2 separate regions of the Homo sapiens genome follow, and region 1 is linked to region 2. A link is an interaction called in ENCODE POLR2A ChIA-PET data of the cell type or tissue named here. Cell type or tissue: MCF 10A. All regions are shown on one strand. Each heading gives the region's core, and the rest is flanking DNA. Links, peaks and the distances in the headings are about the cores only. Region 1 has its middle 6.4 kb from the start of ITGB5. Region 2 overlaps ITGB5 (integrin subunit beta 5).

Region 1 (2,915 bases), core at 280-2,779, 81 kb before region 2:
GGAATAATGCTGGCTCAGCTTCCAAGAGTGTTCCCATGTACTGGTTCTTCCATCTTCAGGTATCTCTGTCCTTGCTTGGAGCTGTGATATTCTGGGCCTTCTGTCTTATCACTCCACTCCTATAGCATTTCTCCCCAAGCCACATCTGTGTAGAACAAGCTTGTTCAACCTGTGGCCTGTGGGCCACATGAGGCCCAGGATGGCTTTGAATGTGGCCCAACACAAATTCGTAAACTTTCTTAAAACATTGTAAGATTTGGGGGGGAGGGGGGATTTTTTTTTAAGCTCATCAGCTATCGTTCGTATTAGTGTATTTTATGTGTGGCCCAAGACTTCTTCTTCCAATGTGGCCCAGGGAAGCCAAAAGATTGGACACCCCTGGTGTAGACCATACCTGTTCTGTGTCTCTTCTCCATCTCCTGCCTACTCCTTTATTACTGGCATTTACTCAAGAAGTCTCTAAACATGATTGGTTTAAAATATAGTGTGTGTGTTTATGTGTATTTGTATTCATTCATTCTACTTTTTACTGAAATAACTGGAAAGGAATCTATGCCCTTTAGGTGATATGAGAAAACATCCAGGAAAAGAGGAACGCATTGTGATTGCTTTGCTCCAGCGGAAAGAGGGCATTTAGAGAAAGAATCCAGGAGAGTTTCCTCCATGTCTAAGCTCTACTGATAATCTTAAAGAAAATTTTACATAAGCAATATCCGATGTGAAAAAAATAAAATAAAACAAGCATGGCCAACTTAATTGAAAAATGCTGGGGCCGGGTGCAGTGGCTCACGCCTGTAATCCCAGCACTTTGGGAGGCCGCAACGGACGGATCGCAAGGTCAGGAGATTGAGACCATCCTGGCTAACACGGTGAATCCCTGTCTCTACTAAAAATACAAAAAATTAGCCGGGCATGGTGGTGGGCGCCTGTAGTCCCAGCTACTGTGGGAGGCTGAGGTAGGAGAATGGCATGAACCTGGGAGGCGGAGCTTGCAGTGAGCCGAGATCGTGCCACTGCACTCCAGCCTGGGTGACAGCGAGACTCTGTCTCAAAAAAAAAAAAAAAAAAGAAAAATATCACAACTTTTACTATAATTTCATTAATGGATTTGTTAACATCATTCATGAAAGCTGGAAAATATATATTTCCTCTAGAATATATAATTAAAAAGTATTTTCAAAATTAACCTTTCAAAAATTGCCCTCAGAAAGATGTAATAATTAATGAGTATTTTCGGAATTGGTCATTAAATGCTTGTGTGTGCTTCTTAACAGCGTCAGAGAAATATGACATTTCTATGACTTACAGCTACATTTGCACATTAAGAGCAACAACACCAAAGAGAAACACCTATCCCTATGTTGAAAATTTCTGTCGAGACTTGTTTGGTACTCCGTTTCTCAACATGAAATTCCACCCCCCTCACACTTGGCAATGACCACTATGCACATGCTGAACCTAAAAATAAGCCATCAAACAAAAATTACTGAGATCTACTATATGCCAGTTAGCATAATAGGCTATTTTCACTAACAGGGAACCCAGTGTGCCCCTGGACTTGTCACCTGCTTGTCTCCCATGTTCATCCATCATCTAGGTGTCATTTTTGGGTCTGCCCTCAGTAGTCCCTTATTGGCTGTGAACTCTGAGAGCTGGCACAGGGATTACTTTTTCCTAACCAGGACCATGGTGGACAGGGAAAGAAAAACTTATGACAGAGCATTTTCCTATAAAAAGGAATATAATTTGGTATTTTTCAAATAAAAAGTTAATCATTTTAATTTTATTTTATTTTGAGACAAAGTGTCACTCTGTTGTCCAGGCTGGAGTGCAGGGGTGCGATCTTGGCTCACTGCAACCTTCACCTCCTAGATTCAAGCAACTATCATACCTCAGCCTCCTGAGTAGCTAGGATTACAGGAGCACGCCACCACATCCAGCTAATTTTTGTATTTTTAGTAGAGATGGGTTTTCACCATGTTGGCCAGGCGGGTCTCGAACTCCTGACCTCTGGTGATCTTCCTGCCTTGGCCTTCCAAAGTGCTGGGATTACAGGCATGAGACACCACTGCACCCAGCCTAAAAAGTTAATCTTAACATTAAAGAAAATTGTATACATGTGTCATAGGCCTATCAATCTCTACAAAAGAGTCACCAGAGTCACTCATTTCTTGCAGTGTGGTAAATCCTAGGCATGACTACTAAAAGCAGAGTAAATTAAGTGCCTTATCTAAACTAAGGGGTATACTGTAGGATAGTTGTTTTTCTGCCCCGAACTCTTTTTCTCCCTGCATGTTAAATTACAGGTATGCCTCAGTGAAATATTTCTGACTTGGATTAAAATTGAATTGCCCAACATAACAAGTCACTTTGGGAGTTGGTAAATCTGAATTGTGAAACAGGAAACTTAACGAATCTGATTTTTAAGTTTTTTTGTTTATTTATTTTTACAGGTAAAATAGACATAACATAAAACTTACCATTTTAACTTTTTTTTTTTTTTTTTTTTTTACAGAGTCTCCCTCTGTCACCCAGGCTGGAGTGCAATGGCACAATCATGGCTCACCACAGCCTCAACCTCCTGTGCTCAAGCGATCCTCCCACCTCAGCCTCCTGAGTAGCTGGGACTACAGGCACTTGGCACAGTGCTAATTTTTTTTTTTTTTTTTTTTTTTAATAGAGATGGGATTTCACCATGTTGCCCAGGCTGGTCTCGAACTCCTGGACTCAAGCAATCTACCTCCCTCCCCCCTTCCTCCCAAAGTGCTGGGATTATAGGTGTGAGCGACCACACCTGGCCCATTTTAACTATTTTTAAGTTTACCATTCAGTGGCATTAAGTACATTCACCATGTTTTGCAATTATTACTACCATCTATTTCCTGAACTTTTCCATTATCCCAAACTGAGGCCAG
Region 2 (2,915 bases), core at 89-2,588:
TCTTTTGTTATTATATTTGGTCTTTAACGCTGGTTCCCGACACAGAGTTTCCAAGACCATTGTAGTTTCCTGGGTAATAGGAACATCTTTTGTTCTAATGAGGTGACTCTTGGGGGGTGCTCCTGGACAGCCTCAGGATGGTGGCTGGTTGCCAGGGGAACCAGCCATGTGATTAGAGGGTTGGAACTTTCAGCCCCACTCCATGACCTCTGGGGAGGTAGAGAGGGGCTGAAGGTTGAGTGGATCACCAGTAGCCAGAGATGTGACCAGTCATGCCCATGTAACAATGCCTCCATGAAAACCCAGAAGGCCTGGATTTGGAGGGCCTTGGGAAAGCTGTGGGACAGGTTCCTGGAGAGTGGCACCAGAGAGGACAGGGAAGTTCTGCACCCTCCTCACACACCTTGCCCTGTTTCTCTTCATCTAGCTGTTCATCTGCAGCCTTTATCTCTTATTCATATGTGGGTAAGTGTAAACAAACTGTGTCCCTGAGTTCTGTGAGCCATTCTAGCAAATTGATGAAAGAAGGAGAGGGGTCATGGGAATTTGAATTTATAGCCGATCAGTTGGAAGTATAGATGACAACCTAGTACTTGTGATTGGCATCTGCGGTGGGGGCAGTCTTGTGGGCTGAGCCCTTCACCTGTGGGACCTGACACTATGTCCAGGTAGATAGTGTCAGAATTGTGCTGAATTAGAAGATAACCAACCAGTGTCCAGTAGAGAATTGCATGGTGTGTGGGGGAAAAATCCTCACATCTGGTGTCAGAAGTGTTGTGTTGAGTGGTGTGTGAGAGTAGAGTAGGAAAAACAGTTTGGGTTTTTCCTTCCAAGTACTCATCTTACTTGCTCCTGTCCTGGCCAACGGGAAAGGCTGGGCTGGGCTTCAAGCTCCTTGCACTTGGACTTTTCCCAACTTTGAGCCCCAGCACGGGCCCCTGGTCCATGTGGGGTGTGCCGGGGCAGCAGGAGAGGTTTTCGTCAGCTCTGCTCTCCTTTCACCTGCTCCGCATCCGGCCAGAGTCCAGTCACAGCTCTCTCCAGACCGCTTGTGTTTTTGTCACCTCACCGTCCGAGTGGTTTGTGTTGGATTTCATGAGTCATGCAACACATGACTAAGTGTGGGTGTTGGCTTTTACCTCCCCTAGAGTGCTGGCAGACCATCTGTGGGGACATTCTGAGCAGATTTGGGTTGGAACATATGTAACAGATGCAATGGCTGTGGTATTTGGCCAGGCTGAGGAGGGAGCAAAATGGAAAGGGTATGTTTAATTTCATGTCTTGTAGAATCAAGTCTGGTGTACACATCTCTCCGAGTGTGAAATCAAGTTGGATTTATACATTTTTTCTTGCTGTGCCAAATTCTTCACTGTGAGAAATCACCAAGTCTTCCCAAGGGAGTTTGGCAATGTGGTGCTTTGCTCTGTAATAAGTGCTGGTGAGAGAATCCCCTCCTGAGCTCAGCCGTGGAGCCCTGGGTCCACACGTGCAGAGGGGGCTGGCCTCATGTTGCACCCAGAAAGGCCTCTTTTCAGTGTGGGAGCGAACAGAATGAGTTGGAAAGCACTGGAGCTGCATGTGGAGGGTGACTTCAGAAGCTGTGGTGTATTTTTCTCTAGCAGAGCACATGTTTCTCTTTTTGTTGTTGCCATAAAGTCTGCTCCCACCCACTCCACAGCTGGCCCGACTTAAAGCAATTGCAGATGTGACCTAACCTGACCGAGTATTTAATAGCCTTTACACTTCTGACATTCCCAACATCATCTTGTTTCCTACTGGAGAACTAAGGAGTGCACCTTGAGGGGCGAATCTGGTAGGAGTTAATGGAATTTTAGGAGTCACACATAAAAGTCTTCATGTGTAAGAACTGCACTTTGACTCCATCCATTCACTTATTCAACAGATATATACCAACAGCCTAATGTGTGACAGGGATCATGCTGCACCTTGGAAATAAAATAGTGAGCAAAACACAGTCCTGCCCTCCAGCACTCATAGTTTTGGGGGCAGAGACCCTTACAACCACGATACAACCTGATGATCTCTTTCCAAAGTCACAGAGCCAAATTCCTTTTTATTTTTTTATTTTTGTTTTTTACCTTATCTGTGGACAGAGAGCCAATTTCCAAAGAAAGAAGTGCATATCAGGTGTGGGGATTAGAAAGAGCCCTGGGGTGGGTCAAGAAAGCCTGCACCCGGTCCTGTGCAGCAGAGTGGTCCCAGGCCACCTTTTCCTTGCCCTGACCTCCAGCTTCCATACATGAGAGGTTTGGGCTGCATCATCTCCACGGTTCCTGCTGCCTGAAATGTCTTAAGAGTTTCTGATTCCAGAGACTCTGTGGGTAGCAGGAATAATACAAACTTTATATCAGAACATGGGGCTTATGGCCTGAGTAGAACATAAGAGTCCATTTCCATCTAATTCTTAGTTGCTGACTCACAGAGTAGGAGTCCAAGTCCCTCTTGCTTTTTCCCAGATCCTCCCTTGGGGCTTTCGAGTGGCGGCTTGGGCAGATCTTGCTGGGGAGCACTGGTGTTTCCTTCCAAAGTTTTATTTGTGAACGACAGGGCCCCCATATTTCAAGTTATCGTTCCCAAGTAATTTTTTTACATGCCTTCACTCTTCAGCTCTTTTACAATACTGTTTTATTTCCTCCACTACTTATTCACGGTTATAAATTTATTTTTTAATATTTGTCTTAAGAAATATTTTCATCTACTTGGCCTGAGACCTTAGCATAGCTGTTAAATCATTCATCTGTCTACCCATCCATGCGTTTATTCATTCAACGACAGATTGTACTAAGTCACAGAGAGATCTATGATACAGCCCTTGGACTTCACAACATGGTAGGGAAGACAGATCTGCAAATAGCTAATCACAGGCAGCAGGAGAGTGCTCTGTGTATTGAGTG

The links. ChIA-PET counts read pairs that join two places held together with the same protein. Peaks named below come from ENCODE experiments on the same cell type or tissue, not always from the same donor. Only the 100,000 strongest peaks of a DNase experiment are listed, where the experiment ranks them.
Region 1: POLR2A ChIA-PET joins it to region 2 with 6 read pairs; 7 of 35 experiments call an interaction of 5 or more read pairs at or near these places.

Annotation. Positions count from the first base shown.
Region 1 is chr3:124,892,288-124,895,202 of GRCh38, reverse strand. It overlaps a transcript of ITGB5 not described here. Among named protein-coding and RNA genes, the nearest start is that of ITGB5, 6.4 kb to the right of the region's middle. In MCF 10A, for the core only: no CTCF peak of the experiment used is centred there; a DNase peak (open chromatin) is centred at 1,402.
Region 2 is chr3:124,811,154-124,814,068 of GRCh38, reverse strand. The region is part of intron 8 of ITGB5 (integrin subunit beta 5); the gene reads left to right. Among named protein-coding and RNA genes, the nearest start is that of ITGB5, 75 kb to the left of the region's middle. RefSeq lists an enhancer at 1,007-1,611. In MCF 10A, for the core only: no CTCF peak of the experiment used is centred there; a DNase peak (open chromatin) is centred at 1,078.